Regions from separate parts of the Homo sapiens genome. Here region 1 is linked to region 2. A link is a loop called in an ENCODE intact Hi-C map of the cell type or tissue named here. Cell type or tissue: adrenal gland. All regions are shown on one strand. Each heading gives the region's core, and the rest is flanking DNA. Links, peaks and the distances in the headings are about the cores only.

Region 1 (15,437 bases), core at 4,259-12,258, 160 kb before region 2:
AGAATCTAATAATTTTTCTATAATTTTGCACTAATTCAGAATTTTTCTGGGTCTCTGTTTTAGGGAAAAAATGGAAGGACCAGAACATTAAAGATCACTACAAACACCGAGGGAGAAATCTAAGGTAATTTGTACTCAGAGAAAGCAAATTCACTTGAAAGTACCTTAGCATGTCATGAAATTTTAAAAACAGGCAAACATAACTGATAAGCCAAGCTTCAAATTGATTTATTTTTTGAATATTTTCCCCAAATACATATTCTTCAGTGTAAACAGATGTTCAGTTTTTATAAAAATGTTCATTTGTCAACAGAATTAAGAAACTATTTAAGAATATCACTGTTTGAGTGATAGTTGCGGTCAAGCCCATTGCAGAGCATTGAATTCATTCATGCTCAAACAAATCAGACTTGGCATCGAGTCTACGCTTTACCTGATAATATTGAAAATGCAAGTTTAATAGCTATTAATATAAAATGATTAACAAATCCTTAGTAATGTCCGTCTCATTTTTTACAGAAGTCATATGTTAGAAAGACTCTATCAAACTAAGGATGGTAGTCAGCGTGGAGGAATTTTTAGCCAGTTTGCAAATCAGAATCTGAGCAAGAAAATCCCTGGAGTGAAACTCTGTGAAAGCATTGTATATGGAGAAGTCAGCATGGGTCAGTCATCCCTTAATAGACACATCAAAGATCACAGTGGACATGAACCAAAGGAATATCAGGAATATGGAGAGAAGCCAGATACACGTAACCAGTGTTGGAAACCCTTCAGTTCTCACCACTCCTTTCGAACACATGAGATAATTCACACTGGAGAGAAACTCTATGATTGTAAGGAATGTGGAAAAACCTTCTTTTCTCTCAAAAGAATTAGAAGACACATCATCACACACAGTGGATATACACCATATAAATGTAAGGTGTGTGGGAAAGCTTTTGATTATCCCAGTAGATTTCGAACACATGAAAGAAGTCACACTGGAGAGAAACCCTATGAATGTCAGGAATGTGGAAAAGCCTTCACTTGTATCACAAGTGTTCGAAGACACATGATAAAGCACACTGGAGATGGACCTTATAAATGTAAGGTATGTGGGAAACCCTTTCATTCTCTGAGTTCATTTCAAGTGCATGAAAGAATTCACACTGGAGAAAAACCCTTTAAATGTAAGCAATGTGGTAAAGCCTTCAGTTGTTCCCCAACCTTACGAATACATGAAAGAACCCATACTGGAGAGAAACCTTATGAATGCAAGCAGTGTGGGAAGGCCTTCAGTTATCTCCCCTCCCTTCGACTACATGAAAGAATTCACACTGGTGAGAAACCCTTCGTATGTAAACAATGTGGTAAAGCCTTTAGATCTGCCAGTACCTTTCAAATACATGAAAGGACTCACACTGGAGAAAAACCTTATGAATGTAAGGAATGTGGGGAAGCATTCAGTTGTATCCCAAGTATGCGAAGACACATGATAAAACATACTGGAGAAGGACCTTATAAATGTAAGGTATGTGGGAAACCCTTTCATTCTCTGAGTCCATTTCGAATACATGAAAGAACTCACACTGGAGAGAAACCTTATGTATGTAAACATTGTGGTAAAGCTTTCGTTTCTTCAACATCAATTCGAATACATGAAAGAACTCATACTGGAGAGAAACCCTATGAGTGTAAGCAATGTGGGAAAGCCTTCAGTTATCTCAACTCCTTTCGAACACATGAAATGATTCACACTGGTGAGAAACCCTTTGAATGTAAGCGATGTGGTAAAGCCTTTAGATCTTCTAGTTCCTTTCGACTACATGAAAGGACTCACACTGGACAGAAACCCTATCATTGCAAGGAATGTGGGAAAGCCTATTCTTGCCGTGCCAGCTTTCAGAGACACATGTTAACACATGCTGAAGATGGACCACCTTATAAATGCATGTGGGAAAGCCTTTAATGCTCTGGGTTCATGTCAGATACATTAAAATACTCACTGAAGAGAAGCCCTATGAATGTAAGTAACGTGGGAAAGCATGAAATTCTGTCAGTGCCTTTTTTAATACATGAAAGAATTCTAGAGAGAAGCCATATACATGTAAGTAACATGGGAAAGCTTTCAATCATTTTAGTTCCTTTCAAATACATGAAAGAACTCATCATGGAGAAAACCAAACAAATGCTTTTTGGAAAGGAACCCATATTTGAGAGAAACCCTGGGTAAAGGGTGTAGGAAAGGTTTTGTCATCACACAACCCTGTCACACATGAATGTGTAGTGGAGAGAACCTTGGTAAATGTAAAGAGTGTGGGAGAGCCTTTAGTCATTTTAGTTCCACTTGAAGCCATGAAAGAACACACAAAAGAGAAAGCTCTTGAATATAAGCAATGTCCACACGTTTTTAGCCAGCCCACATGCTTTCAACAACATGTAAGAATGTACCCTGGATCAAAACACTATAAATGTGAAAACTACAAGGAAGGTTTTCCATTATACTTTTAAAGTCATTTGAGGGCTCTGGCTCTGTGGCTTTGTGGGTTAAAGTACTTGTCTGGCAAACAGGAGATGCTGGATTTCAATCCCAGCAGGGCCTCACTAGTTGAGGTATTGAATTTGAACAGATGTTTTGGCTCTGGCTGGGTGTGGTGGCTCACACCTGTAATCCCAGCACTTTGGGAGGCTGAGGCAGGAGGATCACTTGAGGTCAGGAGTTTGAGACCAGTGTGCAAAACATAGCAAGACCTCATCTCAGAAAAAAAAAAAAAGTCATTTGAAAACTTCTAATACAGCAAAATCCTATAAATGTAAGTACTTCAAAAAGCCTCATGCATAGCGGGTCATGTAGTCTCTAGAAAATACATAACCTGATGGAAATGTAGAAGCTATATGTATATTTTGTTAATTAGTGGCTCATATTTAAAATAGTTCTCTGACTATGGATTTCAAATGCTTAATCTCACAAAGAAATGTTAAATTGATATAATCCTGTAAGTAATCTGAAAGCAATAGTGCATGAATTTCATAGGTAGTGTTGTTTTAGGTCAGTAAATAAAATATTTGTCTTTCCATTTTGAAATGTGTTTAATCCAACAATGAATTTAAATGTGTTTCTCATATTCAGGTATGTTAAATTGTATATGGTTGCTTAATTGTTCTGTGATTGAGGACCACTGAAAAATAAGTCTTAATAAATGTTGGTATGAACCTACTTGCTTCATTTAGCAGGTTCTTGATTCCCTTTCCACATTATATACATTCCATCATATTTATTGGAACAGCTCCTTTTTTTTCCTTTTTTCTTTTTTCTTTCTTCTTTTTTCTTTTTGAGACAGGGTCTCGCTCTGTGCTCTGTTGCCCAAGCTGGAGTACAGTGGCATGATCTCGGCTCATTGCAACCTCTGCCTTCTGGGTTCAAGTGATTCTCCCACCTTAGCCTCCTAGGAAGCTGGGACTACAGGCATGTGCCACCACACCTGGCTAATTTTTTGTATTTCTAGTAGAGATGGGGTTTCACCATGTTGGCCAGGCTGGTAGAACTCCTGACCTCAAGTGATCCACCCACCTCAGCCTCCTAAAGTCTGGGATTACACGTGTGAGCCATCACACCTAGCCCATTTTTTTTTTCTTGGCTCAAATAATTTTATTTTGCTTCCTATTAAAGAGTTGTTGTTAATTCTAAGTATGTAAAGTTTATCACAGACTGTAGTCTCGTGAATTATTATTTTAACCTGTTGTTCTTTACTCCTTGTTATTTATTCTGGCTGCTCTTTGTATAATTGATTTTGGGATAAGGAGACAGCTATGATAGAATAATAAAATCTAAAATGGGAGATGCCTTTCATGGATTGTGTCATGTCAATCTGGGTAATGGGAACTAAACTTTTCAGACTTCATTTCTTTCTTTCTTTCTGAAATAGGGTCTCACTCTGTCACTCAGGCTGGAGTGCAGTGGCACGACTGTGGCTCACTGTAACCTCAAACTCTGGAGCTCAGGTGGCCTTCCGACCTCAGCCTCCCAAATGGCTGGAACTATAGGTATGTGCCACCAAGCCCAGCTAATCTTTTTATTTTTGGTTTTTCATCTTTTTTTTTTTTTGTAGAGATGGTGTCTTGCTATGTTGCCCAGACTGGTCTCAAACTCCTGGCCTCAAGTCACCCTCTAGCCTCAGCCTCTTAAAGCACTAGGATTACAGGCATAAGCCACTGTGCCTGGCCCAGAATTTCTTTCTTTCATGGTTACCTGTAGACTGCATCAATAGCCTAAATTCCTGGAAGTTTAGAATGCAGAAGTGAAGAACGCATTAGTCAGATTTTGGAGGCATCATACGGAGAGACAGATGCATATGGGCTGTTTGGACATGGTCATCTAGCCCATTTTCCTGATTCTTTGCCCTGCCAATCAAGAGTATCCTCAGCCGGGTGTGCTGGCTCACACCTGTAATTCTAGCACTTTGGGAGGCCAAGGCGGTCGGATCACCTGAGGTGAGGAGTTCGAGACCAGCGTGGTCAACATGGTGAAACCCCATCTCTACTAAAAATACAAAAATTAGCTGGGTGTGGTGTCGCGTGCTTATAGTCCCAGCTGAGGCAGGAGAATCGCTTGAGCCAGGGAGGTGAAGGTTGCAGTGAGCCAAGATCATGCCACTGCACTCCAGCCTGGGTGACAGAGTACAGAGTAAGACCCTGTCTCAAAAAAAAAAAAAAAAAAAAAAAAAAGAGTATCCTCTAATCCACCACTAGCTACTTCACCTCCATGTTCTCAAAGTTATGGATTTCCATAGATGTTTTTAAAAGCTTCATATCAAAGATTCAGCTGCCATTTGGATATTCCTGAAGGCCCTAATATATCTGCCAAGTAATCAGTTCATATTGTCATTGTTGGGAATAGTCTGATGATCTGACTTGGTTCCTGTACGGTCCAGTTTGTACATAAACATTTTTGTCCATAGGGACAGTGAGTGTTACTGATGCAGGTTGAGAGCTACAATGGCACTATCCAAAAACAAAACGAAAAACCCTACATGGAGCTTGTTCCTCTGCTGCATTATGCAGAGATGGGTCTCACCCCGTTCTTTCATGTGAGAATAAGCACCTTATTCATTATAGAAACATTGTGGGTGTTTCCTGTTACTCATAGCTGAATGCAGTCCCTCAGTTTATTTTGAATTATGTTTGAGTACATATGATTACAAACAATATACATGTCCTCCTCAAACAAAAGTTCTCTACACATTTCTTAGAAATATTAACAGTATGCAAGCAACTTGCATACTGTCTGGTGAGTTTTGTATTTATTGAGAATATATATTAAAATATCCCATTCCAATCATGGATCCGATAAACTTTATAATTAAGCTATTTGTCCAACATTGTGAGTCAATATTACTGTGAGCTTACAACTTCAGGCCTTTTTTTCCTCATAAATTTTAGTTTTCATGCTTATTTGATTACAACTTTTATGATGATAGTAGTTTTTCATATGCATAATACCAAAAGTCAAATCATGTTGTGAGTGATTTCTTTCCAAGGACTATCAGGGACGTCCCTGTTGTCAAGCAGGGTGTAATAAATTGTGGTAATAAATACTACCACAGGCCGGGCGCGGTGGCTCACCCTGTAATCCCAGCATTTTGGGAGGCCAATGCGGGCAGATCACTTGAGGCCAGGAATTGGAGACCAGCCTGGACAACATAGCAACACCCTGTCTCTACTAAAAATACAAAAATTAGCCTGGTGTGGTGGTGCACATCTGTAATCCCAGCTACTTGGGAGTGGAGGTTGCAGTGAGCCAAGCACGCCACTGCACTCCAGCCTGGGCAACAGAGTGAGACTCTCTCAAAAAATAAAAAAATAATAAATACCACCACAAACCAGTAATGACTGTAAGGTGTATCAATAAGAGGGTATTTAAAAGAATTTATTGCAGAACTTATGCTGCTTTTTGGTTGCTTGATTCCTATTTAAGGAAGCAAAAAATTTCTCTGTATTTGATATAGTGAAGAGGTGAACTTAATTCTACCCTTGGTAATTCTTTTTATTTTTGAGACGGAGTCTTGCTCTGTCACCCAGGCTGGAGTGCAGTGGCGCAATCTCAGCTCACTGCAAGCTCCGCCTCCCGGGTTCACGCCATTCTCCTGCCTCAGCCTCCCGAGTAGCAGGGACTACAGGCACCCACCACTACGCCCGGCTAATTTTTTGTATTTTTAGTAGACGGGGTTTCACCGTGTTAGCCAGGATGGTCTCGATCTCCTGACCTCGTGATCCACTGGCCTCGGCCTCCCAAAGTGCTGGGATTACAGGCATGAGCAACCGCGCCCGGCCCTAGTAATTCTTTTTTTTTTTTCTTTTGTGAGACAGAGTCTTGCTCTGTTGCCCAGGCTGGAGTTCAGTGATGCGATCTTGGCTCACTGCAACCTCCACTTCTCTGGTATAAGTGATTCTCCTGCCGCAGCCTCCAGCGACAGTGCCAGACTTCGTCTCAAAAAAAACCCAGAAAACAAAAAGACAAAAACCTTTCAGAATACTTCCTGAATGATCTGCCAGAGCCTGTTTTACAGCTTTTTTTCTGGAGGCGGAGGGGACATGGTCTTGCTCTGGAGTAGCTTGGATTACAGGTATGTGCCACGACACCTGGCTAATTTTTGTATTTTGAGTCGAGACGGGTTTTGCCATGTTGGCCACGCTGGTCTCAAACTCCTAGGCTGAAGTGATCGGCCCACCTCGGCCTTCCAAAGTGCTGGGATTACAGGTGTGAGCCACAGCACCCAGCTGAATATACATTTTTCTAAGGAAGATAAACAACTGAGCAAGGGGACCTGAAAAGATGCTGGACATCATTAAGTAAATGCTAAACAAAAAGGCAAGGAAATACCACTTCAAACCCACTAGGATGGGTAGAATGAAAAAGTGAGATAATAACACATGTCAAGGATATGGAGAACTTGGAACCCTCATACACTGCTGGTGAGAATGGAAAATAGAGCAGCCGCTTTGCTTTTTTGTTTGTTTTTTAAATTTTTCTTTTTTAAGAGATGGGGTTTTGCTCTGTAGCCCAGGCTGTCAAGGCTCACTGCACTCTCAAACTTCTGGATTCAAGAAATCCTCCCATCTCAGCCTCCTGAGTAGCTGAGAACACAGGTGTGCACCACCATGCCCAATTAATTTTTCTTTTTCTTTTAGAGATGGGGTTTTGCTCTTTTGTCAGGGCTGGTCATGAACTTTTGGGCTCAAGCTATCCTCCTGCCTTGGCCTTCCAAAATGCTGGGATTACAGGCATGAGCCACCGTGCCCTGCCAGGAGTTTCTTTTTTGAGGTAATGAAAATGTTCTAGGCCTGGCGCGGTGGCTCATGCCTGTAATCCTAGCACTTTGGGAGGCTGAGGCGGGCGGATCACGAGGTCAGGAGATCGAGACCATCCTGGCTAACACGGTGAAACCCGTCTCTACTAAAAAATACAAAAAATTAGCTGGGCGTGGTGGCAGGCCCTGTAGTCCCAGCTACTCGGGAAGCTGAGGCAGGAGAGTGGTGTGAACCCGGGAGGCGGAGCTTGCAGTGAGCCGAGATGGCGCCACTGCACTCCAGCCTGGGCGACAGAGCGAGATTCCGTCTCAAACAAGAAAAAAAGAAAATGTTCTAGGCCAGGTGCCGTGGCTCATGCCTGTAATCCCAGCAGTTTGGGAGACTGAGGCAGGTGGATCACTTGAGGTCAGGAGTTCAAGACCAGCCTGGCCAACATGGTGAAACCCCGTCTCCACTAGAAATACAAAAATCAGCCAAGCACAGTGGCGCGCGCCTATAATCCCAGCTACTCTGGAGGCTGAGGCAGAAGAATCGCTTGAACACCAGAATCGGAGGCTGTAGTGACCCGAGATCGCGCCATTGCATTCTGCACTCCAGCCTGGGCAACAGAGTGAGACTCCATCTCAAAAAAAAAAAAAAAAGAAAATGTTCTATAATTGACTGTGGTGATTATCTGTTTGCATCTTTGAATATACTTTACTGAATTGTACACTTAAAAGGGATGCATTGTGTAGTGTGTTTTATTCTGATATAGCTTTTCAAATAAATATGACTTCAGATTTTTGATTAATCTGTTAAGCATACTAAGAGTTTCCAGATATACCTTAATTTACATCACTTTTTATTGTTCATTTTTGTATCAGTGAAAATAGGGATTCAATTACCTTAGGTATATCATAGTCGTTTACATTTCAAAGTTCTCTGCGAACACAATCTGTAACCTATTTAAAATAAATTTTCCTGTAGTGTGAAATGTACACTTCAGAGTTTAATTGAACATATCTCACAGCTGTGGTTAGTCTGATAAGCGTCCTTGCATCCATGCTAGGGATGTGGGGTTCAAAGAGATTGTGTGTAAAAGGCTCTGGAGGCCAAGGGATTCTTTATTTAAAGTAAATGTGTGGGGATTGGGGAAGGAATGGGTGGAGGTCTCAATGCCGTTAGCCGTCAATGTCAGAATGGAGCTAGACTCATTACACACGGCGAAGTCACTTTTAAAGTGTCTGTGTTTGTGAACGGAGCTCACAGTTCCACGAGTGCCCTCTAGACTCAGGCCAAGTCCCTGGCCCCCGGAGGAGTCAGACCCTCTTGTTCCAATCTGGACTTGCCTGGGTGACCCTCTTGCTGTGGATTTGTTCCTTAAAGGGTCACTACATCTGGCAACTGAGGCTGGAATTCGCCGCGCACACTTTTGTCCCCGCGTTCAGAAACAGCTGCGACAGGATGCCAGAGTCCATCGAGAGGCTGGGAACAAGTTCGGCTTCTACTCAACTGCCCCTCGCTGGGACTGGTTTCCCCCCGGACTGAAGCAGGGTTTCCCCGGCGACATGACCTTTCGCAGCTCTGTCACTCCATGTGAAGAGGGCGGGGCTTCGTGAACTGTCCAATCAGAGGCGCCACGTGGAAGGTGGGTGGGGCAATGCGGCATAAAAGAGGTGGGCGTCGTACGTCGTTACGCAGCGCGGTTGCTGGGCACCTCGACTATCACCTGACCGTAGTAATATCTCCCGCTACGCGCGTTGTGACCAATGCTGCATACAGGAGATGAGGGAGGACGGCCAGACACCTGGAAGCCGGAAAATGGTGAGTGTGCGGGGCCGGTGTCCCGAGACCTGAGGAGGGACAGGTTGGAACCGGCCGGAACCGGCTGTGGCGGGACCCGGGGCTCCCCTCGGCGACTCTGGGGTCTGGGACCCGGGTCCCTCTGGCGCAGCTGGGCCCTCAGTGCCCTCGGCCGCAGAGTGGGGCTGGGCTGGCATCCGGGACCCCGGGCATCCTGTCCCGTTCCTGCGCGACGCCTGCGGCCCCGGCCTCAGCCTCGGCGCCCTCTCTGGGCAGCTGCACGCCGCAGCCTCGTGTCTCCCCAGATTGCACGGGAGCCCCGGGAGGGTCATGGGGAGGATTCCGACTCGTGTGTGGGGTTCGTGCGTGGGAGGAGCAGTGTTCTGTGTGATCCTCAGTCCCTCCTTTCTCCATAAAGGTCACCCATCTTCCCTTGAGGTTTCCAAATGTATGGAAAGCAGGGTGTCAAATCCATAATCCTGTCTCCAGACTATCTCTTCCTGGGGCTGGCAGTAAATTCCTAAGTTTGCGGATCCCTTCCCGCATTCCCAAAGTCTAACGCCCCCTCTCCAGTTCACAGCGTCATTGTCAATTGTTTGGCCTCTGGTGCATTTCACACGGACGCCGTGTTTCTCATTTTTCCGAAGAACCAGGGATGACTCGTTTTAACGGATTTATTTTTTGTTTGCGGATATTTTACATGGGAGGAAGGCAAAGAATACCCACCTGGAATTGTTACATAAATCCTTATGACTCTCCTTCCAGTATCTCTCCTGAGCACAGACACACTGCAGGAACTCTTGGGTTGGGGCTCCTCTTTGGAAACTTCCCTGGGTGACCTGTCTTTTTTAGCAGTTTCAGGTCGGCACTGCCCGTCCTTGACTTTGTATTCTTGAAAAGATTTGACCACTCACTTGTGTGTCATTTTCTTCATGTATCTGAAAGGTATATAATCAATAGCTACTAAAAGTATTATAATTTTTTATTTCTAATTTTTGTGGGTACATAGTAGGTGTATATATTTATGGAGTACACGAGATGTTTTGATGCAGGCATGCAACGTGAAATAAGCACATCGTGAAGAAAGGGATATCCCCTCAAGCATCTGAGTTGCAAACAATCCAGTTACACTCTATAAGTTATTTTAAAATGTACAGTTCTGTGTGGTTTTTTTTTCCACCCATTAATTGTCCTCTCCTTTCTCTCAGGCTCCCACTACCTTTCCCAGCTTCTAATAACCACCCTACTCTCTAAGTCCATGAGTTCAGTTGTTTGATTTTCTTTCTTTTTTTTTTTTTTTGGAGATGGAGTCTCTCTCTGTCACCCAGGCTGGAGTCCAGTGGCGCGATCTCGGCTCACTGCAAGCTCCGCCTCCCGCGTTCAAGCCATTCTCCTGCCTCAGCCTCCTGAGTAGCTGGGACTACAGGCACCCGCCACCATGCCCGGCTAACTTTTTTTTGTACTTTTAGTAGAGACGGGGTTTCACCGTGTTAGCCAGGATGGTCTCGATCTCCTGACCTCGTGATCCACCTGCCTTGGCCTCCCAAAGTTTTGGGATTACAGGCGTGAGCCACCGTGGCCGGCTTGTTTGATTTTTATAATAGATCCCACAAATAAGTGAGAAGATGTGATGTTTATCTTTCTGTGCTTGGCTGATTTCACTTAACATAATGATCTCCAATTCCATCCATGTTACAAATGACTGGATTTCATTCTTTTTTTTTTATGACTGAATAGTACTCCATTGTTTATATGTACCACTTTTTTTTTTTTTTTCCCGGCAGAGTCTCACTCTGTGCACTGGTGTGATTTTGGCTCACTGCAACCTCCGCCTACAGGGTTCAGGCGATTCTTGTGCCTCAGCCTCTCGAGTCACTGGGATTACAGGCATGTGCCTCCACACGGGGCTAATTTTTGTATTTTTAGTAGAGACGGGATTTCGCCATATTGGCCAGGCTGGTCTCGAACCCCTGATCTCAGGTGATCACCTGCCTCGGCCTCCCAAAGTTGTACCACATTTTAAAAATCCATTCATCTGTTGAGGGACACTTACATTGCTTCCAAATCTTAGCTATTGAAACAGTGCTGCTACAGATACTGGAGTGCAGCCATCCCTTCGATACACTGATTTCCTTTCTTTTGGGTATATTCCCAGCAGTGGGATTGCTGCATGGCATATGGTAGCTCAATTTTTAGTTTTTTGAGGAACCTCCAAACCGTTCTCCATAGTGGTTGTACTAATTTACATTCCCATCAACAGTATACAAAGGTTTCCTTTTCTCCACGTCCTCTCCAGCTTTTGTTATTGCCTGCCTTTTTGACTTAAGCCATTTTAACTGGAGTGAGATGATATCTCATTGTATTTTTTTTTTTTTTTTTTTTTTTTTGTATTTTTAGTAGAGACGGGGTTTCACCGTGTTAGCCAGGATGGTCTCAATCTGCTGACCTCGTGATCTGCCCGTCTTGGCCTCCCAAAGTGCTGGGATTACAGGCGTGCGCCACCGTGCCCGGCCTCATTGTAGTTTTGATTTGCATTTCTCTGATGATCACTTTTTCATATAAACACCTTTTTATATGCCTGTTCGCCATTCGTATGTCTTGTTTTGAGAACTGTCTATTCAAATCTTTCGTGCATTTTTTGATTGGATTATTAGACTTTTTTTCCTGTAGCGTTTGAGCTCCTTATATATTCTGGTTATATTAATCCCTTGACAGATGGGTAGTTTGCAAATATTTTCTCCCATTCTTTGCGTTGTGTCCACTTTGTTGATTGTATCCTTTGCTGTGCGGAAGCTTTTTAATTTGATGTGATCCCATTTGTCCATTTTTGCTTTGCTTGCCTGTGCTTGTTGGGTATTGCTCAAGAAATTTTTGCCTGGACCAGCGTCCTGGAGATTTTCCACAATGTTTTCTTGTAGCAGTTTCCTGATTTGAGGTCTTCAATTTAAGTCTTTAATCCATTTTGATCTGGTTTTTGTATTTGGCAAGAGATAAAGATCTAGTTTCATTCTTTTGCATATGGATATCCAGTTCCCAGTACCATTTATTGAAGAAACTGTCTTTTCCCCAGTGTGTATTCTTCACACCTTTGTTGAAAATGAGTTCACTCTAGTTGTGTGGATTTGTTTCTGGGTTCTCCCTTCTGTTCTGTTGCTCTATGTGTATGTCTTTATGCCAGTACCATGCTGTTTTGGTTACTATAGCTCTGTAATATAATTTGAAGTCTGGTAATGTGATTCTTCCAGTTTTGTTCTTTTTGCTTAGGATAGCTTTGGCTATTCTGTGTCTTTTGGGGTTCCATATCAATTTTAGGATTGTTTTTTGTATTTCTGTGAAGAATATCCTTGGTATTTTGATGGGGATTGCATTGAATCTGCAGATTGCTTTGGGTAAATGGACATTTTAACAATATTGATTCTTACAATCCATAAACATGGAATGTTTTTCCATTTTTTTGGTATCCTCTTCAATTTCCTTTATCAGTGTTTTATAGTTTTCATTATAAAGAGCTCTCACTTCTTTGGTTAATTCCTAGGTATTTAATTTTATGTGTGGCTATTATAAATGGGGTTACTTTTTAAATGTATTTTTCACATTGTTCACTGTTGGCATATAGAAATGCTACTGATTTTTGTTGATTTTGTATCCTGCAACTTTACTGAACTCGTTTATTCTTACAGTTTTCCTGTAGAGTCTTTAGGTTTTTACAAATATTAAGATTATGTCATCAAAAGTATAAAAAATTTTAAAGAGGCAAGAAAGAGGTGAATTTCATAAAAAATAAAACACTTCAGTATTACACTGAAATTGGTGAACATTTTTTTCTTTTTTTCTTCGCCTTAGGTTGTGTAGTAAGTTTCTGAGGTCTGTTCTTTTTTGTGTGGTGATTTCAAATGGAATTTCAGAGCATAGCCATACAACACCTAGAAGTATCCAAATATGATTATGAGAACATTTATTGCCATAGAAATAATAACTGAAATTTCTTTTTTTTTTTTTTTTTTTTTTGAGACGGAATCTTGCTCTGTCACCAGGCTGGAGTGCAGTGGTGCAATCTTGGCTCACTGCAACTTCTGCCTCCCGGGTTCAAGTGATTCTCCTGCCTCAGCCTCCTGAGTAGCTGGGACTACAGGCGCCACCACTATTCCTGGCTAATTTTTGTATTTTTAGTAGAGTCGGGGTTTCACCATGTTTGCCGGGATGGTCTCCATCTCTTGACCTCATGATCCGCCTGCCTCAGCCTCCCAAAGTGCTGGGATTACAGGCATGAGCCACCATACCCGGCCCAATAACTGACATTTCATTTTCTGCAAACAATAGACATTTGTGGATTTCAGGGACTAGGGCTGGTTTGCTAAGGTGCCTTACAATTTTCTTAACACTTTACACATCAATACTTGATTTGAGAGATTTTGCAGAATTCTTCAAACATTGGGTTTGTCTCAGTTAAAGTATCTGTTTAGGCTGGCTGTGTTGGCTCATGTCTAATCCCAGAACTTTGGGTGGCTCATGAGGCAGGAGGATTGCTTGAGTCCAAGAGTTCAAAATCAGCTTGGGCAACATGGCAAAATCCTGTCTTTACAATAAAATAAAAATACAATATCAGTGGTGGTCCAAAGTAACATCACTGCCCAAGCTAAGGCCACCCTTGAGCCTGCCAAGAGCAGTAATTAAAGGCCCTGTTGGTTCTTCTTGGGGAGCCTCCCTGTTCATACCATTAAGCCCTTTATACCAAGAGAAGCCACAGAGCACTGGAAAGCTGGGGATCCACATGCACATGTTTTGGGTGGAGGGGTTGCTTTCTGAGGTTGTAATTGTGGTTTTCTTGGGCGTGTTTTTTAGACATGAGGTTTGTTTTGCATTCACAATGTTGCCACATTCAGAGTATAATTCTTACATACTGAGAAAGCATGTGAAGTTCAGGAGTGCTGTCTCCAGGACACAGGGTTAATGAATTTCGGAGGTTATTTTTGGGCCAGAACCTTAAAGTAAATCCAGCTGAGAGTTTCTTCTGCCCAAGAATTGAAGCCTGGGAGAGGAAGTATTTTCACACTGCCAGGGGCCAGTTAGGGTGTACGGAGCTCCCAGAGTTCATTCCTGTGGCTACTCAAGTGTCTCTTCCCTTCATCACCAGGGACTATTCCACTCTAGAAGTTACATGTCAGAGGGAGAGCATGGACCTCAAGCATGTTAAGGTGTTTAACCTCTTGAATGTGGGTTTTCCTTGTGAATTGTGGGGAAGCAGCCTGCTTATCTGAGCTAATTAGAATATTTATGTTTCCTTTGGATTATTTTATCTGTTGAGCATTGTGGCCCTTCAACTCTGGTTTCCCTTATTTTATAATTTTATTGCCTGTGTCAGTGTGTAAGATTTTAGTTTCTTTCACTTTGAAAATGAAGGTTGTTAGATATGGTGGGAGTAAGCAAGAAAATTCTGGAACTAAACAAAATGTTTGTTTCTTGAGGCCAGAGAACCTCAAGATACGAGATGAGTATGTTTAAGTTCTCAGGTACTTTTTTCATTTTTAGATCAGTTTTTGTATGTGATTGTCCATAAAGAACTTTGAAATTTAAAAGGGTATACAGTTGCTAAGACAAATGACTTCCTGATTCCGTTGGTAAGAGGAAAACACAGTTGAATTCTTGTTTTAATTGATGTGAGGAAAACTACTAAAGTTTATATAATCTTTGAAACTCCTGCTATATTTAAATTAGGCCCAAATCCATAATGCATTTTATTTTATTTATTTATTTATTGAGACAGAGTCTCACTCTGTCGCCCAGGCTGGAGTGTAGTGGCACAATCTCGGCTCACTGCAACCTCCCAGTTCAAGTGACTCTCCTGCCTCAGCCTCCCCAGTAGCTGGGATTACAGCCGTGTGCCACCACACCCAGCTAATTTTTGTATTTTTAGTAAAGACAGCGTTTCACCATGTTGGCCAGGCTGGTCTCAAACCCCTGACCTCAAATGATCTTCCCACCGTGGCCTCCCAAGTTGCTGGGATTACAAGCGCGAATCACCACACCTGGCCCGGAATCCGTATTTAATGTTTGCTAACAACCTAAGACTCAGCGTTCCCTTTTTCCCTTGTGACCACACCTGGACAAGCTGATGAGTCTAAGGGCTCCCTTCTCTGTCATAGGCAAGAGATTTAAACCATGTAACTACATGCCCATACAGGGGATCTTGTGCCCAACTCTACCCCAACCACAGTAAACAACCAGGCCAGGCTCCTTTCTTTGCTCTCTCAGGCCATTTCAGTTATGCTTGATGGGTCTGTCCTGCTCTTCCCAAGATCTCAACAATGTGAGCAATAAGCCTTTTAATACCCCCTCTGTGAGTGCCAGACCATCATCAGTTTTGT
Region 2 (15,437 bases), core at 1,005-9,004:
TGAAAGGAATAGAAATCAATAAAGGCTTTCCCACATTTACATTTATAGGGTTTCTCTCCAGTGTGAGTTGTTTCATGTCTTCGAAGGGAACTAGAAATACGGAAGGCTTTACCACATTCTTTACATTCATAGGGTTTCTCACCAGTATGAGTCCTTTCATGTCCTTGAAATACACTGGGATAAATGAAGGCTTTCCCACATACCTTGCATTTGTGAGGTCCATCTCCAGTGTGCATTATCATATGACTTCGAAAGCTTGAGTGATGAGATAACGCTTTCCCACACTGCTTGCATTCATAGGGTTTCTCTCCAGTGTGAGTTCTTTCATGACTTTGCAGTGAACTAGGACAATCAAAGCCTTTCCCACATATCTTACATTTATGAGGTCCATCTCCAGTGTGCCTTATCATGTGTCTTTGAAAGCTTCCCAGATGATGAAATGCTTTCCCGCATTGCTTGCATTCATAGGGTTTCTCTCCAGTGTGAGTTCTTTCATGTATTCGAAGGGAACTGGAAACACTGAAGGCTCTTCCACATCGTTTACATTTATAGGGTTTTTCTCCAGTGTGAGTTCTTTCATGTCTTACATAGGAACTGTAATCAGGGAAGGCTTTGGAACAGTGCTTGCATTCATATGGTTTCTCCCCAGTGTGTGTTCTTTCATGTCTTAGATAGGAACTGTAAATAGGGAAGGCTTTACAACACTGCTTACATTCATACGGTTTCTCTCCAGTGTGAGTTCTTTCATGCATACGAAATAAACTAGGCCAAAAAAAGGCTTTCCCACACAACTTACATATATAAGGTCCACCTCCACGTTGTACTATTATGTGTCTTCGAAGGTTTCCCGAAGAACTGAAGGTTTTCCCACATTCCTTACAATCATAGCGTTTCTTTCCAGTGTGAGGTCTTTCCTGTGTTTGAAAGGAGTGGTGATAATTGAAGGCTGTCCCACATTGTTTATGTGTATGTGGCTTCTCTCCATATTCCTGACACTCATCTGGTTTGTGTCCAGCATCAAATGTGATATAGCAATTAAGGAATGAACAACCCATGATTTCTCCACACACACTGCTTTTACATGGATCTACTCCAGGAGGTTTTTCATTCACAGTACTATCTGGCTGGCGACTTTCACTAAATCTCTCTATGATATGACATCTGTAAAACATGAGAAGTATATTAATAAAGGTTTATTTATAAATGACTTTATGTTTATTAGTAGGTACTGGATTTACATTTTTACATCATCATGCAACGTGTAGGCTTCATGCACTGCTTGAACGTGAATGGACTGAATGTTGTACAAGATAACTCGACCCCAGCTGTTTTCTTGACAATGATAAACACATGAAATTCTTTTTTTTGAGATGGAGTCTCGCTCTGTCGCCAGGCTGGAGTGCAGTGGCATGATCTCAGCTCACTGCAACCTCCGCCTCCCAGGTTCAAGTGTTTCTCCTGCCTCAGCCGCCCGAGTAACTGGGACTACACACATGCGCCACCACGCCCAGCTAATTTTTGTATTTTTAGTAGAAACGGGGTTTCACCATGTTGGCCAGGATGGTCTCAATCTCTTGACCTTGTGATCGCTCGCCTTGGCCTCCCAAAGTGCTGGGATTACAGGCGTGAGCCACCGTGCCCAGCCGAATTCTTAATATTGTTTCTAAGGGAACTATTTTTGCAAACACTGAATAGTTATATCACATTTAAGTATATGTTTCTGGAGAAAATTGTATAGGAATAAATAAGTTTGTACTGGGCTCGTTCATTTTCTTTGCCTAGTTGTATAATTTCCTGTCATCCTAAGAATTGCTCCACAGATATATGTCTTTCTCTTGTGAGTGCAAATTACCTTAGGCTCCTCCTGGGATTTCTGTGCTGATCTTCAATGTTTGTGTCTTCCCATTTCATTCCTAAAAGGTGGACACAGAAAAAACACTGTAGATTATTATAAAATTCTAAAAACACTACAAGATTTTATGTACAATGGAATCATGCATGATTCATTCACTGAATTGTAGCTGACTCTTGAACAACATAGGTTTGTACCTCGTAAGTCCACTTATTTTATGTTTTTTAAGATGGAGTCTCGCTCTGTTGCCCAGGCTGGAGTGCAATGGTGCAATCTCGGCTCACTGCAACCTCCGCTTCCTGGGTTCAAGCCATTCTCCTGCCTCAGCCTCCCAAGTAGCTGGGACTACAGGTGTGCACCACCACACCCAGCTAATTTCTAGATTTTTAGTAGAGACGGGGTTTCAGGTGGGTTTTGAACTCCAGACCTCAGGTGATCTGCCTGCCTCGGCCTCCCAAAGTGCTGGGATTACAGGCGTGAGCCACCACACCTGGCTCACAAGTCCACTTATATATGAATTTTCTTCAGTCTCTGCTACCCCTGGGACACCAAGACCAATCCCTCCTCTTACTCAGCCTACTCAATGAGAAGACAATGAGGATGAAAACCTTTATGATGATCCATTTCAACTTAATGCACAGTAAATACAGTTTATCTTCTTTATGATTTTCTTAACATTTATTTTCTCTAGCTTACATTTTTATGAGAATATAGTATGCAATATATGTGACAGACAACATATGTGTTAATTGATTGTTTTTGTGACCAATAAGCCTGCCAGTCAACTGAAGGTTAAGTTGTAGTGAACAAAAAGTTATATGAATATGTACAACTGGTTGGGGACCCAGCACCACTTAACCCTGTGTTGTTGAAGGGTCAACTATATCCCCTTTCGGTATTTCAAATCATTCAACAGCATTGATGACCAAGAAAAAAATGTCTCTAATTGACTAAGTGAAGACATAATGTCATTTTTACCTATACAGTCCAGGTTCCTAATGGTTTCCCACATCACATCTCTGTACAGACTCTTCTGTGATGGACCCAGCAAAGCCCACTCTTCCTGGGTGAAGTTCACCGCCACATCCTCAAAGGCTACTGAATCCTGAAACACCCCACATGTACAAAGGAGTAAGGCTGAGACTGATAGTACCAAAAATTTACACCCACTTCATAAACTTTGCATACTATTATTTCTAAGCAATGATTCAATGACATGGTAAATCCACCCTTATTCTCTGTCTACAATCACTTTCTCCAACACAGCAATTCTGATGCTAGAATTGAATGTTGTTGTACACATAATAGTCAAATAGGAACAAGTCTCTTTTTGATGACTTAAATGAGTGAATTTTATTGCCGGCATCATCCCTAATGTCTACTTTATAGTGGGTCTGTATTTCCTGTCGTGACAAAGTCCTACTACTTACTGTACAAGAATAGGAGTCCTGAGATTGTATATATTTACAAATGCTGGTTAACAAAATTGGATCCTTCGTGTACTCTAGGCACTGGATTTATAGAGGGTCTCCACCAACATAACTAATAACAGGTGCTGAGTGTGCATAAACTGTTTATGGAGAAAGTATAGTATTTGCTTAACTCTTACCTTCTCTTCGGGAGCTTGGAATTTTGTTACATGCTCAGCAGTGGGAGCATAGCTGATCAGCCAATGCTAGGTTTGAATGTTTGTCCCCACCAAAATGCATGCTGAAACTTAATCCCCAATGTGACAGTAATGAAAGATGGCGCTTGAAGAGGTTATTGGGTCTTGAGGATTTGGATCTCAAGAAAATCAAGATTAATCCATTCTTGGATTAATGGCTTAAAGAATAAATGGGTAGTGACAGAGTTGGACTTATGTCCCTATGAGAAGAGAAAGAGACCTGGGCTAGACACTCAGCTCCCTCATCACATGACGCCCTGTGCCACACAGGGACTCGACAGAGTCTCCACCAGCAAGGAGGTTCTCACCAGATATCCAGCCTTGACTTTGGACTTCCCAGCCTCCAGAACCACAAAATATATACACTGTTTCATTTAAATCATCTAGCTTCAGGTATTCTGTTATAAGCAACAAAAAACACACTAAGGTAGACACAAAGAAACACTCTGGGCACTGAGTCTCTAATGAATGACATCCATAAATAACTTTTCAAAATGTTTATTGCAACATGTTACTTGGGGATTCAGCCCATCCTATGTGATTACACTAAGAGAGAACATTTAGAAGCCAGCAACAGGTTTCCTCTAGATCAAATGTAGCAAAGCAAGACAAAAGACTAATAAAAGATGCTTCACCATCCCAATGCAAGAATTTTAAACTTTTTATTAGGTAATGTCAAAGGAGAATAATGGGGACAGATTGCACATGTTCTTAGAAAGAACTCAATGTTACCTCTCATGAATATCGATAATATTCCCTAAATAGCTAAATCAGAACTTTAGTAGTCAACAAAAAAAGATATCCCCAAAACTAACAGAAGTCACAAATGTATAAAAATGCTAAAAACTTTCTCACCAACAAAGTTACGGCTTTACAAGAACAGATAAAGAATTTTTTTTTTTTTTGGAGGGGGGAGACAGAGCCTTGCTCTGTTGCCTAGGCTGGAGTGCCCTGGCACGATCTTGGCTCACTGCAGTCTCTGTCTCCCAGGCTCAAGCAATTCTCCTGCCTCAGCCTCCTGAGTAGCTGGGATTACAGGCGTGTGCCAGCACACTCAGCTAAAACATTTATGATGATTCATTTCAACTTAACGCACAGTAAATATAGTTTATCTTCATTATTTTCTTATTAACATTATTTTCTCTAGCTTACTTTACTGTGAGAATATAGTACGCAATACGTATGACAGACAATATATGTGTTAATCAATTGTTTTTGTGACCAATAAGCCTGCCAGTCAACTGAAGGTTAGCTGTGGTGAACAAAAAGTTATATGAATATGTACAGACCTCAAGATTAAATGAGAAAAAAAATACGTATTAAAGACAAAACTAGGCCAGGAGCGGTGGCTCACGCCTGTAATCCTAGCACTTTGGAAGGTTGAGGCAGGCAGATCACGAGGTCAGGAGATCGAGACCATCCTGGCTAACACAGTGAAACCCTGTCTCTAATAAAAATACAAAAAACTAGCCGGGCGTGGTGGCGGGCACCTGTAGTCCCAGCTACTCGGGAGGCTGAGGCAGGAGAATGGCGTGAACCCAAGAGGCGGAGCTTGCAGTGAGCCGAGATCGCGCCACTGCACTCCAGCCTGGGTGACAGAGCGAGACTCCATCTCAAAAAAAAAAAAAAAAGAAAGACAAAACTAGTATTTTAAACAGTAACAAGGTCTTTTTCAGATTTAATGAGAATTTTTTTTTTTTTTTGAGACGGAGTTTCGCTCTTATTACCCAGGCTGGAGTGCAATGGCACGATCTCAGCTCACCACAACCTCCGCCTCCTGGGCTCAAGCAATGCTCCTGCCTCAGCCTCCCAAGTAGCTGAGATTACAGGCGCACACCACACGCCCGGCTAATTTTTGTATTTTTAGTAGAGATGGGGTTTCACCATGTTGGTCAGGCTGGTCTTGAACTCCTGACCTCGTGATCTGCCCGCCTCAGCCTCCCAAAGTGCTGGGATTACAGGCATGAGCCACCGTGCCTGGCCGAGGATTTTCTTAAGTAAGAAAATAAAGGCCGGGCACGGTGGCTCACACCTATATTCCCAGCACTTTGAGAGGCCAAGGCAAGTGGATCTCTTGAGCCCAGCAGTTCAAGACCAGCCTGGGCAACATGGTGAAACCTGATCACTAGAAAAAATACAAAAATTTGTCCAGGAGTGGGGGTACATGCCTGTAGTCCCAGCTACCTGGGAGGCTGATGCCTGTAGTCCCAGCTACCTAGGAGGCTGAGGTGGGAGGATCACCTGAACCCAGGGAAGCAGAGGCTGCAGAGAGCCTGGATGACATCACTGTACTCTAGCCTGGGCAACAGAATGAGACCCTGTCTCCCCTCAACCTCCCAAAACAAAGAAAAGAAAGTAGATTTCAAATGAGGAGTCTTCCAAATTCAACTATATTAAAATTAGGCATAGTGGCTCACACCTTTAATTCCAGCATTTTGAGAGGCTGAGGTGGGAGGATCCCTTAAGCCCAGGAGTTTGGGGCTGCAGTGAGCTGTGATGGCGCCACTGAACTCTAGCCTGGGGTCACGGAGCAAGATTCTATCTCAAAAAAAAGTCCATCAAACTGTAGAATGAAATAAAAAGATAAACCACCATCTGGAAAGAAATACTAGCAATCCTTCCATGTGAAAACTGGTTAGTATGTACAGTATGCTTAAAAACAAAAAGAAAGGCCAGGCGCGGTGGCTCACCCCTGTAATTCTAGCACTTTGGGAGGCTGAGGAGGGCAGATCACCTGAGGTTGGGAGTTCAAAAACAGCCTGAGCAACATGGCGAAAACCTGTCTCTACTAAAAATACAAAATTAGCCGGGCATGGTGGCGGGTGCCTGTAATCCCAGCTATTCAGGAGGCTGAGGCAGGACAATCGCTTGAACCCAGGAGGCAGAGGTTGCAGTGAGCTGAGATCGCTCCATTGCACTCCAGCCTGGGCAACAAGAGTGAAACTCCGTCTCAAAAAAAAAAGAGAGAGAGAGAAACAAGGCAAGGCAATAATATCCAAATAAATTAAACATGAAAAAAGACAGAAAATTACTTCACAGAAGATGAAAGACCACAAAGAAAAAAATGCTCAACACCAATGCTAATCAGCAAAAACCAATGGAGATATATAAAACATAAATCTTTACAAGGCATAAACACACACACATACATGGTCTGAGAGCTGATCTACACCTGCTATTAGGATTTCCTCATAAATTTAAACTATCCATAATCTACAATACAACAATTTTTTCCCAATGAATAGTATCCCAATGAGTTAAAAAAGTCATGAAGTGTTAGCACTTAGGGACAAAAAAAGAATATTTTCAACAACATCATAAGGTTAACCTGAAAGAACTCAAGTCCCATGAACAGTGAAATGTGTGAGGACTTGGTGACCCACAGCCTCAGACAACAGCGTATGTCAAACAGATTGAAGCAAATAAACAAATCAAAAACCTTTTCATCGTATTTTCTCCCCTCTCCTTTCATCTCTTCATGTCTTTGGAGTCAATTAAATATTTTTCATTATTCCAATTTGTTTATTTTCTTTGCATTTTAGTTCTATTTTTTTTGCATTACATTTTAACAAGCTGCTCCTGGGAAGCAGTTCTCATACTTTATGTGCATTACAAGCATCTGGAGGACTTAACACAGATTATTGGATCCTACCCCCAGAATTTCTTTTTCTTTCTTTTTTTTTTTTTTTTTTTTTGGACAGAGTCTCGCTCTGCCGCCCAGGCTGGAGCGCAATGGTGCAATCTCGGCTCACTGCAACCTCCACCTCCTGGGTTCAAGCCATTCTCCTGCCTCAGCCTCCCAAGTAGCTGGGATTACAGGTGCCCATCACCATGCCCAGCTAATTTTGTGTATTTTTAGTAAAGACGGGGTTTCGCCATGTTGGCCAGGCTGGTCTCGAACTCCTGACTTCAGGTGATCTACCCACCTTGGCCTCCCAAAGTGCTGTGATTACAGGTGTGAGCCACCATGCCCGGCCCTACCCCCAGAATTTCTAATTCAGTAGGACTAGAGTATAATCCTGAAATGTGCATTCCTTTTTAAATTTTGATGTTGTTTGTACATATTCACGGGGTACAGGTCTAATGTTGCCACAATGATATAGTGCATTGTGGTGAATGAAGTCAGAGCCTTCGGTGCATCCATCACTGCAGCAAAGCACATGCATCCACCAAGCAACTGCCCATCATCCACCATCCTCCACCCTCCTAGAGTCTCCACTGACCATCATTCCACACTCTGCTTCCATGTTTACACATTATTTACACGTGGGAGGTATATTTGCCCACCTTTTTTTTTTTTTTTTTGAGATGGAGTTTCGCTCTGTCGCCCAGGCTGGAGTGCAATGGCGCGATCTCGGCTCACTGCATCCTCTGCCTCCTGGGTTTAAGCAATTCTCTGCCTCAGCCTCCCAAGTAGCTGGGATTACAGGCACCCACCACCATGCCTGGCTAAATTTTTTTGCATTTTTAGTAGAGACGGGGTTTCACCATCTTGGTCAGGCTGGTCTTGAACTCCTGACCTCATGATCCACCTGCCTTGGCCTCCCAAAGTGCTGGGATTACAGGCGTGAGCCACCGTGCCTAGCCTACTCACCCACTTTTAAGTGAGTACATGTGGTATTTGTCTTTCTGTGTCTGAATTGTTTTGCTTAAGATAATTGCCTCCCAATCCATCCTTGCTGTCACAAAGGACATGATTTCATTCTTTTTCATGGCTGAATAGTATCCCAATGAGTATACACACCACGTTTTATTTACCCAATCCTCCACTTAGGTCGATTCCCTTATCTTTGCTTTGTGAATAGTGCTGCAATATGCAGATAAGTGCAGGTATCTTTTTGGTGTACTGATTTCTTTTCCTTTGGATAGATACCCAGTAGCATATCTGAGACACTCAGCATAATACTGAGTGCATATTAATGGTAACATTAACTAACTGAAAACAGAAAAGAGGCAAAACTATGCTACTGGATAAATACACACTGAATCTATAATGAGCAACAAAATACAAACTCTAGGTCAGTTATGCTTCTGACCTGTAGTGTCTTACCTCACACAACTTCTGACAACAAATGTATGGCATTTGCTGAACACCAATTCTCCAACAAAAACTGGTATCCACCCCACATTAGTACAGACCCCACAAGTTGAGGGTTGAATGTCACAACCAATCAGCCACCAGGCAGATGCCAGTGGCAAGCCCCAGAGACCATCCTTTTAATCAAATGTGTATAAAACCAATGACTCCCTCTACAGGGTCAATAATGTGCCAAGCCAACCCACAGAACTCAGCAAGTCACTCTGCTTAAGGTTGTCAGTTTGTTATAAAGGATATCTCAAGAATAGCCAAAAAGAGAGAGGCACAGCAAAGGAAGGGGAGGGATTGGCAAACCTTCCCCTCTTGGCTGACATTACCCACCCAGCAAATCCAAATACATTTTTTATTATATCAAAGACCCAGATAAACTCTCAGATTCATAAACCCTTTTTCCATCAGGCAGAATCAAAAGGTGTCTTTCTCTAAATCAGCTGTGACAGACTTTTTAATTTGTACTGATTATACCAACTGAGTGAATGCAAAACCAGGCTGCTGATAATGTTGAATTTTACCCAAGGCCTGTAATTCTAGTAAATAAGTAAGATGACAGAAAATCACCTCAACTCCCCAAGCCCAGTTCTTTGTGTTCTGGACAAGCAGCCGTAAAACAAAACAAAATAAAAGCACCCTTTGCTTACATAGATTATGCCCCTCCCCCCTTCTCTAAACTATAACTCAGCCAGATAAAGAACCTCCAAATTCCCATTTTTTATCTTATGATTAGCTGAGCAGTTTTGTCTTCACTGATCATACTGAACAAAATACATCTAAAGAAAACTTTGCTTAAGTTTTTCTCCTTGCTCCAGGACCGTGAACTTTGACTCATCCTCAGCCTGAGCCAGCACAAAACCCCTCCTTCATAACCCATCTTAAGAACAGACTTAGGTTAGAGCAAAACACTCTCTGAACTAGAATCTGATTCTCGGCCCGGCGTGGTTGCTCACACCTGTAATCCCAGCACTTTGGGAGGCTGAGGCAGGCAGATCATGAGGTCAGGATATCGAGACCATCCTGGCTAACATGGTGAAACCTCATCTCTACAAAAATACAAAAAATTAGCCGGGCGTAGTGGCATGCGCCTGTAGTCTCAGCTACTCGGGAGGCTGAGGCAGGAGAATCACTTAAACCCGGGAGGTGGAGGTTGCAGTGAGCTGAGATCACGCCACTGCATTCCAACATGGGCAACAGAGCTCTCGAGACTCTCAAGAAAAAAAAAAATCTGATTCTCACCCTCCATCCTGCCCTCCCCTTCGCATCTTCCTTCTAATCTTGGTTGCTCTTCCCTTAGCAAGAAAAGAACTTTTCTGCCCAACCTTAGAGATGCCTCAGATCTTTATTTTATTTTATTTTTTTTGAGACTGAGTTTCACTCTTGTGAGCCACCGCGCCCAGCTGGGATGCCTCAGATCTTATACTTGATGCTTTCCCGTTTTGCAGTACTCCTTTAGAATGAAGTCACTTCTTAGCTAAATGCAGATTTATTTTAATTGAGAATGTCTAGCAACAGCCCCACAACAGTAACAAATACAACCTCAAACAGGGAATCACCCCAACTGCCCCAGCTTTCTAATGCTCTGTAGCTTCTTTAAGTATAAAAGGCTTCTCCCATGGCTGGAGTGATCCGGAGGCTCCCAGGAAGAACCAATTTAAGTGGGCCTTCAATAACCTCCCTTTGCAGGCTCCAGACTGGCCTCAACTGGGAGTCACCGGCCTCAGGCCTCTCCACCCCACTCACTTCCTCCCATGCCTTACATGGAAAGTTACTTGGTTTAGTTAGCATTTATTTATTTATTAGTTAGTTTAGTTAGTATATATTTATTTATAGATGAAGTCTCACTCTGTCACCCAGACTGGAGTGCAGTGGCGCGATCTCAGCTCACTGCAACCTACACTTTCCAGGTTCAAGTGATTCTCCTGCCTCAGCCTCCCAAGTAGCTGCGACTTCAGGTGTGGGCCACCACGCCCGTGGTGGTGGTGGGCGCCTGTAATCTCAGCTAATCAGGAGGCTGAGGCACGAGAATCACATAAACCTGAGAGGTGATGCTCGCAGTAAGCCAAGATTGTGCCATTGCACTCCAGTCTAGGCAACAGAGCAAGATTCCATCTCAAAAAAATAAAAAAATAAAAAATAAAGGTAGGCTGGGAGCGGTGGCTCAAGCCTGTAATCCCAGCACTTTGGGAGGCTGAGGTAGGAGGATCATTTGAGGTTGGGAGTTCAAGACCAGCCTGATCAACATGGAGAAACCCCATCTCTACTAAAAATACAAAATTAGCCGGGCATGGTGGTGCATGCCTATAATCCCAGCTACTCGGGAGGCTGAGGCAGGAGAATCGTTTGAAACTGGGAGGCAGAGGTTGCAGTGAGCCGAGATTGTGCCATTGCACTCCAGCCTGGGCAACAAGAGTGAAACTCCGTCTCAAAAAAATAAAAAATAAATAAAACTAAATAGGAAAAGCACAAGTATCTACCCATTTCAGGCAACAAATACCATTTAATTACTACTTCCATAATAATAAAGCATTTAGTAAATTAATAATATTTGAGTTCTTTAGCTGTTGGAAAGTCCTGTGCCACAGCATTTAGCATTAATCTGTCAAGTACACATAATAGGAATAGAACAGTTATCCACTGTCCTAAATTCCCCACCCTAAAAAGGAAAGAAACTAAAGTTTTGGTAAATCTTTATAATTCAATCAAATAAGTACCACATTTTCTGTTAATATGTGTTCACTTTTTCTGCAGCCATAAAGAAAGTACGACCAAACATTTTTCCTTAGTCATACTGTCACTGTTAAGCCCTGAAATTCCATTTGAATAATCAGAGAAACTTACTTGACAGACTGGGGGAAAAAAAAAGTAAATGAAGGGTTTTTTTGTTTCTACAAAAATTGGACCTCCCCCTCCCCCTCTGCCTCCCCCTCCCCCTCTCGCTGTCCCCACGGTCTCCCTCTCCCTCTCCCTCTCCCTCTCCCTCCACGGTCTCCCTCTGATGCCGAGCGGAGGCTGGACTGTAGTGCCGCCATCTCGGCTCACTGCAACCTCCCTGCTGGATTCTCCTGCTTCAGCCTGCGGAGAGCCTGGGATTGCAGGAGCACGCCACCACGCCTGACTGGTTTTCATATTTTTTTGGTGGAGACGGGGTTTCACCGTGTTGGCCGGGCTGGTCTCCAGCTCCTAACCGCGAGTGATCTGCCAGCCTCGGCCTCCCGAGGTGCAGGGATTGCAGACGGAGTCTCGTTCACTCAGTGCTCAATGTTGCCCAGGCTGGAGTGCAATGGCGTGATCTCGGCTCGCTACAACCTCCACCTCCCAGCCGCCTGCCTTGGCCTCCCAAAGTGCCGAGATTGCAGCCTCTGCCTGGCTGCCACCCCATCTGGGAAGCGAGGAGCATCTCTGCCTGGCTGCCCATCATCTGGGATGTGAGGAGCCCCTCTGCCTGGCCGCCCAGTCTGGGAAGTGAGGAGCACCTCTTCCTGGCCGTCATCCCGTCTAGGAAGTGAGGAGCATCTCTGCCCAGCTGCCCATCGTCTGAGATGTGGGGAGCGCCTCTGCCCCGCCGCCCCATCTGGGATGTGAGGAGCGCCTCTGCCCAGCGGCGACCCCGTCTGGGAACTGAGGAGTGTCTCTGCCCGACCGCCACCCCGTCTGGGAGGTAAGGAGCGTCTCTGCCCGGCCGCCCCGTCTGTGAAGTGAGGAGCCCCTCCGCCCAGCAGCCGCCCCGTCTGGGAAGTGAGGAATGTCTCCGCCCGGCAGCCGCCCCCTCCAGGAGGTGGGGGACAGCTCCCGCCCGGCCAGCCACCCCGTCCGGGAGGGAGGTGGGGGGCAGCCCCCGCCTGGCAGCCGCCCCCTCCGGGAGGTGGGGGGCGCCTCTGCCCGGCCGCCCCGTCTGGGAGGTGGGGGGCCCCTCTGCCCGGCCGCCACCCCGTCTGGGAGGTGTACCCAGCAGCTCATTGAGAGTGGGCCATGATGACGATGGCGGTTTTGTCGAGTGGAAGTGGGGGAAGTGTGGGGAAAGGAAAGAGAAATCAGATTGTTGTTGTGTCTGTGTAGAAAGAAGTAGACACGGGAGACTCCATTTTGTTCTGTACTAAGAAAAATTCTTCTGCCTTGGGAAAAAAAAAAAAAATTGGAGGCTGAGGAGGCAGATCACTTGAGGTCAGGAGTTCAAGACCAGCCTGGCCAACATAGTGAAACCCCGTCTCTACTAAAAATACAAAAAACAAAACAAAAAAAAAATTAGCCAGGTGTGGTGGTGCAGGCCTGTAATCCCAGCTACTCGGGAGGCTGAGATGGGAGGATCGTTTGAACCCAGAAGGCAGAGGTTGCAGTAAGCTGAGATCGCACAACTGCATTCCAGCCTGGGCAACAGTGCGAAGCTCCGTCTCAAAAAAAAAAAAAAAAAAAAAAGGAATAGATGGCTACATATGTGACCTGTTTTCTGAAATCTAACTATTTCTGGCCTCTATGGAAATACTTTCTCTATCAATCTCTAATCTTATAGTTAATAAAACGTTGAAGCTGAAAAGAGTGAGTATCTCTTTTCAATGTGACAACCTCAGGGATGGGCAGCACTGACTCGAACACAAACAAGTCTAACTCAGGTGTCAGGTCATCCCATCTCCTGGGACATTAGTCACCCCCATCTGCTCAGTAAAGTGCTCAGTGACCACCCACCACCACCCCAGGAGATACTTCACTGTGTGCTTTTCAGGCTCATGCACACCTGACCTGAATGGGAGGTTCTTGCACAACTGGAATGAGTGGGTTCTCCAGTGCTTACATATTGTTTTCTCTCTTCATTAGTCTGAGAGTCAGGAAGGAAGAGATCACTTCTGTCTTCTCCCCCAAATACAATCATTCAACTGGCTGACCAGCCGTGTGTCCCCAAGGAATGGAAACTGGGGTTGGGGAAGAACAAGGTGATTGTCCCAAGGGTTAGCTTTTTATAGAAATGGTATACCAGAATATTCCTCCCATCCCACCCAGGGCATCCAGCTGTTCTCTGTGAGGCCCCACCCCAACACCTCAGGCTGCTCACTGGGAGAAATGACCCAGGGACTGATATTCACTGGACCCTCCCAGAGACAGGGCAGCTGTGTGTATCTTGGGTCAACCCCAGGCAGTTCTGAAACAGAACCAGGAAAAGGCAGAGAGTGGGCTGAGAACACATCACCCCATAAAGTTTCTAAAGGGGACTTTCAATGTTGATTAGGTATCCGTACCCAGGGGAAAGAAAAGGAGAGACACAAAGGTTTTTTTGTTTGTTTTTTTGTTTTTTACAGTGCAGTGTCAGGTTATTCTCTGCTTCCTCACATGTGAAATGTTCAGGAACACAAATCTTTTAAGAAGCCGGCCGGGCGCGGTGGTCACGCCTGTAATCCCAGCACTTTGGGAGGCCGAGGCGGGCGGATCACCTGAGGTCATGAGTTCGAGATGAGCTTGGCCAACATGGTGAAACCCCGTCGCTACTAAAAATACAAAAAATTAGCCGGGTGTGGTGGTGGGTGCCTGTAATTCCAGCTACTCGGGAGGGTGAGACAGGAGAATTTCTTGAACCCGGGAGGCGGAGGTTGCGGTGAGCCGACATCGCACCATTGCACTCCAGCCTGGGCAACAAGAGCACAACTCCATCTCAAAAAAAAAAAAAAGAAAGAAAGAAAAAAAGAAGCCATCCATTGCTCTCTGAAAACAAAATGAAAATTAAAATACTGGGACTCTGAAATTTAGCACGGGTGGGGCGGAGGAGGGAGGAGTTCATGATGTTGCTGTGAACTGAGGAGGGAAAGTTAGCCTGCGTAAGGCTCTGGAAACCAAGGGAGTTACTACCACCCCTAGGAGGAGTTAGAATGAGGGAACAGGGTAGTGGATTTGAGACCCTGCTACCCCCATCTCTGAAAAACTCGAAGAGGAATCAGTCACCCTGGGAAGAAAAGAAGGGACTGGGGACCCCGCAGACCACAGCTCCTCCCGTGCACAAACCCCACGCAAGAATCTGGATTCTGATTGCAGTTAGATATTAACCAGGTACCCTGAGCCCCACTGCCTCGCGGGGGCCGCCTTCCTGAGAGTCAGGTCACAGAAGACACTGACCGCCGGCTTCTGCATTGTGCCTGGGGATAAGATCTCGGAGAGCTGCTCGAGTTGCCCAAGTTCTTTCTCAGATCTTGAATTCCAACGGAAAGGCTGGCGCCAAGCAGGGTGAAAACCCCACGAGGGAACCCACTCAGCAGGAGAATGCGGTTTCTTCACCTCCCGTCCCAGGATTCGCCTGTCACTTCCCCACCAACCAGCGACCCCACACTTCAGCCGCCCCTGTCCAGACCCCTAAACACCCCCATCCCCAAACCTCTCATGGAGGCGGAACTGGGGTCTTCTCTCCTCTCCCCCTATTAAACTGTTTCTGCTGCAGGCCTTGGAGTCTCGGTGCAGTGACTCGGACCGCGAACCTGTGCCGGTTACAGCCGCACAATCTGGGAAGACGCGGAGCTGTGGGCATGGAGCTGCCCCAGAGAGGGCGCGGGAGCCGGGGCCGCAGTTGCTGCGCAGAAACGGGACAGGACGCCCGGGGTCCCGGCTGCCGGCCCAGCCCCCAGCTCCCACCCCGCGGCCGAGGGGACTGAAGGCCGGCTGGGCCAGGGGAACTCGGGTCCACAGACCCCGCAGTCGCCGCGGGGACGCCCGGGTCCCGCCACAGCCGGTTCTGGCCGGTTCCAACCAGTCCTTCGCCCTGCCCCAGGACGCCGGGCCCCGCACACTCACCATTTCCCGGCTTCCGCGGTGTCCCGTGTTCTCCCCAAGGTTCCCCGCTGCCAGCATAGGAC

What was found. Peaks named below come from ENCODE experiments on the same cell type or tissue, not always from the same donor. Only the 100,000 strongest peaks of a DNase experiment are listed, where the experiment ranks them.
Region 1: it touches region 2 in a loop (2.6-fold over the local background); 21 of 110 quality-filtered maps call a loop at or near these places.

Annotation. Positions count from the first base shown.
Region 1 is chr19:12,186,051-12,201,487 of GRCh38, forward strand. It overlaps ZNF136 (zinc finger protein 136), which reads left to right. Exons shown (of 4, transcript NM_003437.5): 3 at 64-124; 4 at 520-3,821. The coding sequence ends at 1,951. It also overlaps the pseudogene LOC100289333. Among named protein-coding and RNA genes, the nearest start is that of ZNF136, 31 kb to the left of the region's middle. In adrenal gland, for the core only: no CTCF peak of the experiment used is centred there; a DNase peak (open chromatin) is centred at 9,051; H3K4me3 peaks cover 1,863 bases; H3K27ac peaks cover 1,289 bases.
Region 2 is chr19:12,350,158-12,365,594 of GRCh38, forward strand. ZNF442 (zinc finger protein 442) reads right to left here. Exons shown (of 6, transcript NM_030824.3): 1 at 15,376-15,437; 2 at 14,645-15,086; 3 at 13,397-13,514; 4 at 2,831-2,957; 5 at 1,853-1,913; 6 at 1-1,161. The coding sequence starts at 13,474. Among named protein-coding and RNA genes, the nearest start is that of ZNF442, 7.8 kb to the right of the region's middle. RefSeq lists a silencer at 15,060-15,239 and an enhancer at 15,340-15,437. In adrenal gland, for the core only: no CTCF peak of the experiment used is centred there; no DNase peak of the experiment used is centred there; H3K4me3 peaks cover 184 bases.